2 separate regions of the Homo sapiens genome follow, and region 1 is linked to region 2. The links are chromatin loops, found by intact Hi-C in ENCODE. Cell type or tissue: ascending aorta. All regions are shown on one strand. Each heading gives the region's core, and the rest is flanking DNA. Links, peaks and the distances in the headings are about the cores only.

Region 1 (5,391 bases), core at 288-5,287, 110 kb before region 2:
CTGCTACAAAGTGATTAGTGTGGGGAATTTCGGCCAATCTAGTCAAGATGTGACTAGAGTTTGGGTGATTCTGTTCTCTCATTAACTTTCAGCCTATGGTGAAGACCTACACCACATATGGGTTTCTCTCCCTGCCCTTGTTCCCTCCCTCAGTAGTAAACTGTTTTGTCCCTTGTTATTCAGCACCAAGCTGTGATGGGGATAAGGAAGTTTTCTCTTGTCCCAGTCCAGCCTCAGTCTTAGGCCCATGCCTGGGCCCTCTCAGCATTACTGCCCCACCTATTCATGGCAGCAATACTCTACCTTTTATCTGTAGTTGGGTGGGAGTTTTCCATCTCTCCCCTAAAAGTAGCAGATCTCTGATTGTTATATATACTGGATTCTGAGCCCAAGGCGGGTTTCTGCTGCTCTCCTGGGGATAGGATGTTTTATGTTTGTTTGTTTCCACTATCTCATCATTTCTAACAGCAATGGAATTTTGCTTGTTTCCTAAGAGATCATCTCCTATCCCTCCGTTCTCCTGTCCCCTCCGCAAGAAGCAGACAAATTTTGCTTCCTCTTCTCCTCAGAAGAAATACTTGAACCTGAAAGAGGGGCTTTACTGCTTTTCCCTTGACAGGTTCTTTTCTTCATAGAAGAAAAGTGTCCAGGAAAGGAGATTTATATCTCCCTACTCCTGGCAGCCAATCACCTCCTTCACACCTAAAGCATTGAGGGGACTCTCTCCAGTTCTCTTCCTTTTTCCCAAATATTCTCTGAGCACCTAGCAGAGACCTATGCAGAAATGCTTCTGAATAAGTTAAATTCCCTCTGTGTGTCTGGGGCTCTATTGATTCGCAGATAAAGTTTTTCCAATGTGATGGTTTTTCTGATGGGTCAGTTTGGCAAGCATAGAGTCTCCAGTTATTTAACCAACACTAATCTAGATCTAACACTAATTTAGATGCTGATGTAAAGGGAGTTTGCAGATATAAGTAAAATCCATAATCACTTAATTTAGGTAAGAAAAAACATCTCAGATAATCTGGGTGGCCAATGTGGTTCATCAGAAAGCCTTAAAAGCAAAACTGAGCTTCCTGGAAAAAAAATTCTGCCTGTGGGCAGCAGCATAGGCCTTTGCCTGTGAGTTTCAGCCAGCCCATAATCTTCTCTTTCAGAAGGGCTGCCCTTTGGATTTTAGACTTGCTTAACTAGCTTCCTCAATCATACAATTCAGTTCTTAGATAGATAGATAGATAGATAGATAGATAGATAGATAGATGATAGAAACATACATACATACATACATACATACATACATACATACATACATATATACATACATAGGCAGACTCCTATTGATTCTGTTTCTTTGGTTGAACCCTCAGTGAGACAGTCCCTGATCTCAATAATCTTACATTAGGGACAGATAATGAATAGTAAATATGTCAAGACGTGATAAATAATATAAGGAAAAGCTAAGTAAAGTGAAAGCACAGAGCAAGACATGGACCGCCATTTTACACAGGGTGTCAAGGAAGGCTTCTGATGATGTAATCTTTGGGCAGAAACATGGACAGAGTGAGTAAGCAATGTCATACACGTATTTGAGAGAAAAGCTTTCCTAGTCTAGAGGACAGCAAGTACAAACTCATGAAGTGATAAAATAACTTAGTGCATTTGGGGAAGAGAAGAAAGAGGATGATAATAGCATGGTTCAGATAAGACAAGCTCCTGGGGTGGATCATGAAGGGTTGAGAAGATCAGAGAAGGCTCTGGGTCTTCTTGTGAAATTCTGCAGGATTGTGAGAAGGCACAGGTTATAAGTGCCTGGTGGCTGTGTCAAAAACAGAATAGTTTGGGAGAATGGAAGCAGGGAGACCAAATGGGAAGCTATAACAATGTTCCAGGAGAAGAGTGAGGGCAGTTTGGGCAGAATAATAGGACTAAAGAATGCAGAAGTGGTGGCTGTGTCAAAAACAGAATAGTTTGGGAGAATGGAAGCAGGAGACCAAGTGGGAAGCTATAACAATAATCCAGGAGAGGGGTGATGGCAGCTTGGGCAGAATAATAGGACTAAAGAATGCAAAAGTGGTCAGACTCTCGGTGTATCTCAAAAGTAGTTATGAGAAGTCTGCTGAGGGATTTGGATGAGGGTTGTGGGAAAAAGCAGAGACAAGGATGATGCTAATCATTTGGACCCATGTCTTCCTTCCCTTGAGAGGCTTTTTCTGACTCCCCAAGTCTGGATTGGGTGTAAAGTGATCATCACACCATCCTGTATTTGCCTGTTAACTTTCTGTAATCCAACCAGAGATTCAAGCTTCTCCAGGCTGTATACTATTTACATCTTGCTCACAGCTATATCCTCAGAACCTAGTACAGTACCTGGCAGAGACTCAAAAACATGTACCTAATAAATGACGGCCTTCTTTAAATGTTTACAGCTTGTAATTAAGAAATTTTATAATTATATTAATCTCAACCTATTCATTTTATATTAAATACAGTCCATTTCATTATATCTTATTTTCATAAATTTAACTATTTTTATTTTCACCATTTTTTACCCCTTCCTCTTTATCTACTAAGGTGTTAATTCTTTTATATATATTTAGATATTTTTGTATTATAGATATTAACTCAGCTGTGATATCTATAGAAATATTTCTTATTGTTTGTATTTCAATTTTGCTATTTTTGATGTACAGAAGTGGCTTTTTCTCTTCACTGCTTTGAAATCAAATGTATTAATCATTTCTCTTAGAATTTTTAAATTAAAAATATTTTTACACCTACACAACAAACACATATATCATGCTTCGAGTTTTATGTTTCAGGGTGTTTTTAATTATCCCTTTTGTTCTTCCTGGGATCTATTTTATATGTGATAGAAAAAGATTTACTAAGCTGATCTTTCTATAAAACTGCAAAGCAATTGAAAAGGACATTGAGTTTTAACCTGAGAAACCTCCTTAACAGTCTCTCAAGGCCAAGGGTTGTGTATTCTGTGTGCTATTTTTTTTAATGGTAACTCATGTTCTTATTGTTTCAGAAACTATAACAGCTATCCCTGCAGGCAATACTAAAATATGGAATAATGGCATTCTTTATTTTTAAAGTCATATCAATACATACAAGATGTTTACTTGAATTGGTCTACTGAACTAACTCTCAAACGTAGGTTAGTCTTTCCAAGTAACTTTTCCCATTTCCAAGGACTTCAAACTGATAGAGCTAAAAGCACAAACTTCGTTTTGGTGTAACTATGTTTTGGGAGTAGGCAATTTCCAGGCATTCTTCCGTGTTCAGCAAAGATTATACTCATTCTACCTGTGACCTAAATAAAGATTAATTCAATTATTTAATAGCATAACGCTAGTCCACTGACATGACATGTTCTTAATTTAGCACAGCCACAAAAAATTGAACAAGCTCGCCTAGATTGTTTTTCTGCCTGTCAAAATTCAGCACAAACGAGCAAAGTAATACTGGAGACTAAAAATACATAAACATAAGAAAATTTTTCAAACTTTAAAAACTAATAATAAATTGGAGGGCAAAGGTTGACTGCTATACCAAATGTGGAACTTTACATAGTTCACAGCCCTAAATCCCCAGGGTTACAGAAATCCCAAATACAACATAGTTTCTATTATTAGCATTTTCTATTTCTAATCCTGTTAAATTTCTGCCCTATTAAAAATATGGGGATTTATAAAGCTAGTTTATAAGATCAGATGGTTTTCATGTGCCAGAATACTTCAAACTCCAACTCCAGGTTTTGGTTAAAAAAAATAAAATCCATAATCAACTTATCCTAATTTTTATCAAAATGAAAACATTTACTGAGGAAGGGAAGTGACTGAGAAATGTGCTGGAATTTCACCTTTGTCACTTTCATTTAAATCAAGTAAAAGAGCATCCATGTGGCTTTCAAAGGTACAAACAAAACATGTTAAGAATTTTAGCTGACTTCTTAATGACTGGATTTCTTCTTATATAATATTATCTTTGAACCATAAATCTACCTTACATGTTAGAATCCTGGCATCAGGGCACTCAGCAAAAGTTTAAATATTCCTGCTCCCGCTCAGAGAATATCCTTTGGTAAAAGATCTAAGGAATGTTAAGTGACCATCAAGTGACCAAGTAAATCATCTGAGTATTCTATCTTGTACATTTCATAAGTAAGTACCTTTCTTTGTGCTTGGTTCAACATCCACCAAAGCAAACAGAAGGCTTAAGAAATGAACACATATATTTCATCTAAGAGAGGATAAAATACACATTTTTAAGTTTAATAACCTTTAATAAAAGCACTTTATTTGGAATATTTAAATAAAAAACTAATTTAGCCATGTATTAGAAGTGATCATTTATGTAGTAGTTCAAAAGCCCCTTGTCCTTTAAAGCAAAAAATGGTATAATTTATGAGGACAGACTATAGGTTCTATGTGTTGTCACCAGAACGTGTCAGGTATTTTTACTGAATACATATCTTTGTTATGATTGGGCTAGAAGACAACAGTTCTTTTTCTTGCCAAATTTGAGCATTTGGCTTTAAAATCATGATCCTATTCAGGTCATCAATGGGGAATATGTCAGTGAAAGTAAAATTCTGTTATGGTGCATTTTAGGTGGTTTATTTAAATGCATCTTCTGGTGGGCTAATACTACCTTTTGCATCTAAAAAAGGAGTCATTTTAACAGTGAGCTTTAAAATGTACACAAGTGTCCAGAATTCTGATCACCTCTATAACATCAGAGTGTAATGATAATTTTTAAATTATTTTTAGCTGCCAAAGTCCAGGTTCCCCTATCACTCACAAGCTGAAACACTCATGATAAATTTGAGAGACTCTAATAACCTTAAATCATTGTGTACTGCACATGCTCAGAACCAATCACTTCCAAATTTGAGAGCATATAAAAATTTGAAGAGCTTCAATTATTTTAAATCACCATGTGCAGCGTAGAGAGAGATTTAAAATAGTTGTAGTGCCTCACATTTTTTAAGCACTTCAGTTTGGAAGAGAGTCAAGCAGCATTCCAGCATGGAAGCTCAAGACACATTGGACTAGTTTAACACATCAGAACTAGAAATATATACCTAAAAACCAAGGAACTAGTTTTTAAAAATTAAGTTCTTGAAAGGTGGCAGGGCTGCAGGGGTTGGGGGGGGGTGGTCTTTGAAAAGCCAAATAAACACCTCATTCCAATTAGAAAACAGTATAGTGATTACCAGGTCAAGCCAGGGGAGAAAGATTCAAATGATGTTTACAAAGCAAAGAGTGGTTTTCTTAAAACTAAAAGCAGTGTGATAGATAAAAGAGACACAAAGCTAAAGAAATGCAAGAAGGTTCTGAAAGCACAGCAGGCAAATTCATGTACTCCTACAGCTGAATTTTA
Region 2 (5,391 bases), core at 56-5,055:
AATAAAAATTATATACTGTTACAGTTAAGGGATGCTTGGGAGAATGGGACAGGAGGTAACTCATATCAATAGACTCAGTGCACTAAAGAGAATTAAAGCTTCTGTGAAACAGGCTTCCCCAAAGAGGAAAACTACAAAAAGATCAAACTTCCTGAGGTTCAAATATGTTAAGTTCTACTATTTAAGCCCCATTACACATATAGTTACTGGCAATAGCCATTTCTTACCTTCAACAGGGTCAATTTACCTCTTAAAATGAGATATTTAAAGGCAGGCTGCTGGCCTGGTGTCTTGGATGGCAGATCACAGAGTTCCAAAGCCCTTAAGATGTAGCACTAGTTCTGACTAAGTCGTAATTAACTTCATCGGGAGTTACATGATAGCAACATAGAACAGAATTTGGCTGAACATTTTTAGTATTCTTCCACTTGGTAATTACTACTTCAATGGGAATTTCAAGTAAGAAACAGAGGGCAGAATTTGGACCACAAAGAGAAGTACATCAAGTTAACTGGCCCAATTTATAACGCCAATAACAGAGTGTATTAAAATCTCCCATGAAACATCCCCATTAATGCATCGATTGCATCATGAATGTGAATTGAACCCCAAACTGATTACCCAGGTTCTGTACTAAGTCCCCAGGAAGGGCAATGTGTAGAGGAGAATATGGCTAGGGAACGGCTCCATATACCAGATAACCACCCTAGAAGGCAATTATGTAAAAGCTAAGTAAAGAGCTGGACACTGCTGGGCAGTTTAACCACATAAGAAATTCTTAGGAGCCATTACAGCTCCCGTCTGGGCATTAAATATCTGAAGAATAAGATTAGGCCACTAAGATTTGGGCTTGTGCTTCAAAATGAAAACCCAATGCTAAGTTCAGAATTATACCTAAAATGATAGTTACACATTACAGAACTTCAAATTATACAATATACAACTTTTTACTACCATTAATTGTGGAACATAACATTTCCTGAAACTCTATCATAATTCTCCTTCAAAAGTGTTTATATTATACATGACCTAATTTTTATCATAAAAACTGAGACTTAATTTTTTTGGCTTGCTTGCTTTAAATTATAGTATTTAGTTGGAAACTAATTTTAGGGTATTATCAATTTGACATTTGAGTTTAAAGTACACTGAAAAAATACAAACTTATGCAGAATATAGAAAGATTATATCTTAAAAATATATTCTCTTCTTTGCTACCTGTGTTCCTCTAAGTAATTCACCTGAGGCACTTAAGAAAAGACTTAATACATTTCCTGAGGGCCAATCCACAATCCCCTTGATGTGGTGTCTGGCCAGACTTTCAATTGAAGGCCATTAACACCACTTCTCCAACCAGCCTTGAGCTAACTCTCCCCTGTCCTCAAGTCTTGAAGTTCACCACCCCTCAACAGCCCCCATTTCTGGGTGGCCATAGCATTGAGAAACAAAAGAAAAATCATAGCAACATGCCCTACCAAGTAAAGCAGACTGCACTCCATAGGCCAGCCCATTCATCAATGCACCATGTTTGTTAACATTCTGAAAGACATTTGTACAGAGAACAAATTGACGGAGCTCATGTTTATATCAGAAATCTCAGAAATGGCAGGGGATTTATTCGTGGAATCTTAATACCCATTCAGACTGTCATAAAACACAAAGGACCAGATTCAATAAAAACTCTGTCCAACTTCCACAACACTAAAGTCTGTGTGAGCCTTCAAAACAAAATCAATTTTTCCAGCTTTGCAAAGGGCTGTTCAGACTTCGGTAGCATGGAAGCCAGCTGGGGCATTTCCTAACTCATCCCCTAAATTAGTTTCAAAAGTAGTTTTGAAGACCACATTTGATCAGAAGAATTTGCACACTTTCCTCTCTCTCACTCTCTCCCTTTCTCCTCTTTTTCTCCCCCTTTTTAAAAAACACATTTCATAGTACATCACATGGAGAACAAACAACAGAACTGCAGCATATGTCTCATGCAGTTAAAAGCTTCAAAACTGGCCTGTAAAACGGAATTCTTTGGTACACAGTGAAAAAATATTTTTTGATTCCATAATCCATACTGCAGGAAAGTTGGGTGTAATCATTTTTGAAAGTTGCTGCGTCCATGGACAGCTGTTCTTCATACATACTGAGAATGTTTCCTTTACATTCCTAAGGACATGAGAGTTTGACAGCAAGCCAATACCTTTGGAAATGGTGAAAGCTAAACAAACCCCATACTGATGCTTTTACTCTCTCAACAAACTTTCTCCCACAACTAAAATGTTAAAACTTTTACCCCACAGCCCACATTCTGAGATTAGTCCAATAACTAATGTTCTGTCCAAGTAAAATACATTTTGTCATAGCTTGAAAATGTTACCTTTCACAGAAGTATAGTATTTCTGACCAGCAGGGAACATATGTCAACATTATCTATTATTACCCAATGTCAGGACCAAAAAGGGAAGGTGGGTGGTGGATGTTAATAACGACTTAAGCGATTTCTAAAAGAGGCATTTGAGAAGTACAAAGCCAGAAGTTTCAAATGTTTTGTCTTATTTTCGCTGTGTCAGCAACCTGCCCCCCCCACAAGAACAAACCTAATGCTGCCTCCGACTTGACGCCTAGTTCTCTTTTCAATTTTAGCCAACGCTTTGCTAAGCTGGAAAGTTTGAAAAATACCCTAGAAAACTTCTCCACCAGAAAATGAAAAACAAAAACATATGACCAGCAATGATGAAAGCAACTCCCACTCGCTAAGAAAAAGATTTTCAATCACAGAAGCACACAGCTTTTGGATTTGAACATTTATTTTCATTTTTCTAGCTACTTGTCTGGTGTTTAGATTTGGGGGTTGGGTTTCTTGTTGGACATTGGAAGAGACAGGGGAAATGCTGGTTGGGAGTGTAATTGTATTTAAGCAATTTTCACAAAGGTAAGCAGAAAGCATTCTCCTCAACCAACAAGGCTACAGGGGAGACAACTGCTCATTCTCAGTTGAATACGGATTCCCCTGCAGGAGTGGAAAGACACCTTCCATAACTGACCAGAGGAGGATATGTGTGTGTCTCTTGCCCTTCCTAACGTTGGATCAAGCTGTGGCACATAATATCGTGTGAACCTGTGGTTCACCATGCCCCCAACCTGGGCAGCCATGACCAGGAACTGAAAACAGACTTTGAGGCACCACGACTGGGAGCAATCAAGTTTTTGTTGTTTCCGTGGGCCATGCGGTTCTATGCAGTGTTTCCCAAGGAAAAGAGACTTGAGTTCTACTTCTCCACATGAACATCTTGGGGAAGAGATTACTTTGGGACAGGGGTCAAGACTCGTGTCCTGGTTCAGGCCCGGAACAGGAAGTATTGGAGTAATATGTCCCCTCGAGTCCTGGAGATTTGTGTAGTTTCCCTTGGGGACTTAGTGTCTCGGGGTCCTGGGCATATTGGAAAGTAGGTTCTCACTCACTTATCTCTTTGGTCACCTTAAAAATGAATCCTTCCATGTGAAGAAATCGTTCAGGAGAGATTATAGAGTAAAACCATTTAAATACATTCCTCATGATAAAAAGACTCCTACAACTACAGAAAACTCAAACCATGGCACAGCATGTGCCACAGACTGGAGGAAGGCAGCAGGGCTTATTGTTTTGACTTTTGGAGGAAGTTATCCTAATTTGTTCTTCCTCATCTCACTCAGCTTCTGAGGACAGAAGTCATAGAATGATGGGTTCCTTCTAGATACCAGTAAGACAAAAAGGAGATCTTAATTACTTATGTAGTCTACATTGCTACCCAAACAGTATTTTAATTGCTAAATGGCAGAAGTTTATATTCATCCCACAATTGAATGCTACATCTAAAATGATCAAATTACAGGGGATTTTCTGCTCTTTGTGTACAGTGCTGTTGCCCAAGGCACCAAGCAGAAGAGAGTGCTTTGAGGCAATGTTTCCAGGACTGTGGGAGAGGTGGAATGCCCTCAGTTCCCTCAGTTCATCAGTCCTCATTCACCTACTCCTCTTGGGCCCATGTTGGATTAGGAGTTTGGTTTTATTCATGGTAGAGGATACAGTTAACTGGCCACCTTTCATTTAGCACATGCCTCCTGTGAACTTCCACCTGAGATGAAAAACCACAGTAGATGTTGTATAAAAATAGTGCTAACTTAAACACACAGATTGTCTTTTAGCAGAATCATTAAATGCTGAGATGGAAAAGAAACTTAAAGGTTTAGCCTCCTTAGTTTTAAAGTACACAATTAAAACCCAGAGACGAATTGCCCAGAGGCGAATTTGCTGTCACACATCTTAGCAGATGCCCTGATTCCACTCCATTTTGACATGATATTTTGGAAAACTAAGTGATAGTATTGGAAGCCCGGACCCTGGTCCCCTCTCAGGTGGAGGGAGTTGGGTAGTGATTAGAAAGGGCGTGAGGGAATCTCTGACATGCTGACCTCTTGATCAAGTTGCTGTTTATATGAGCTTCTTCACCAATGATTTGGGCACTTTTCTGCAAGTATATTACCCTTCCATTAAAAAAAGAGGGAAGCAAAAGAAAGAAAAATAATTAAATGCAGTTTTAAAATTGTGTGCACATATAATTGCCACTTCTATTTAAAAAAAATCCTTAGATATTAAATTTAAAATAAAATTAAATACTATCTACTAAGAAGGTTGACAGGTTATCATTCCAGCCCAAACACAGGAAAATAAGAATCTTAATAGAGAAAACAGTAACACATCTTCAAAATAATAATAATTTCCATTTGTAATGTACTGACCAGGCTATGCAATATTTTATTATTTCATTGTTCTTGATCTCAAAGCACCTGTTCTCTAAGGAGAAAATTTATTTGTTTCATCATTTTATAACTATAAATACTAAAATTCAGCGAGATTTAGTAACTTGACTAATGACTAGTAGCTTGTACCACAGGAAGGAGAAACTGGACATTTTGACCCTTTCCTATCTTAGGCAATCTCTCCACTACAATATGTAGCCAGTAATAAAAATATCTTGCTTTTGTGGGGAGGTAGGATATTTTCATTCATTCCACCCAAATATGTATCAAAGATTAGGCACTTCAGGATTACAAACATGAAATGGAAACCTATCTTCAAGAAATTTGCTTTTTCATGAGGAAGTGAAACAGCTTAGTTTTTAAGATATAAGTTCATTCGCCAAAGATTAATCTTACGGGCCAATTTTGTCTTCACTTGCGTTTTGAGATGGCCAAAGTCTAAGAAAAGCTGAAGAAGCATTTTAGGCCGAAATTGCCGAGAATCAAGTTCCTTTTTGAGGCTAGAAACTTTTTTAGTGGTGGAAGCGGAGAAAGATTTGATTGAGAGGTTGACATTTTAATTGTTTTTCTCTGCTGGTACATGTCTCACAAATAGATTTT

What was found. Hi-C counts contacts between places; a loop is a spot of excess contacts. Peaks named below come from ENCODE experiments on the same cell type or tissue, not always from the same donor. Only the 100,000 strongest peaks of a DNase experiment are listed, where the experiment ranks them.
Region 1: a loop joins it to region 2, with 1.8 times the contacts of the local background. A loop is called at or near these places in 2 of 110 quality-filtered maps.

What each region holds. Positions count from the first base shown.
Region 1 is chr2:144,712,322-144,717,712 of GRCh38, reverse strand. All of the region lies in intron 1 of TEX41 (testis expressed 41), which reads right to left. Among named protein-coding and RNA genes, the nearest start is that of TEX41, 47 kb to the right of the region's middle. RefSeq lists an enhancer at 5,062-5,391. In ascending aorta, for the core only: no CTCF peak of the experiment used is centred there; no DNase peak of the experiment used is centred there; H3K27ac peaks cover 1,304 bases.
Region 2 is chr2:144,605,195-144,610,585 of GRCh38, reverse strand. No RefSeq gene overlaps it. Among named protein-coding and RNA genes, the nearest start is that of TEX41, 60 kb to the left of the region's middle. RefSeq lists an enhancer at 1,064-1,565. In ascending aorta, for the core only: no CTCF peak of the experiment used is centred there; a DNase peak (open chromatin) is centred at 2,567; H3K4me3 peaks cover 854 bases; H3K27ac peaks cover 1,943 bases.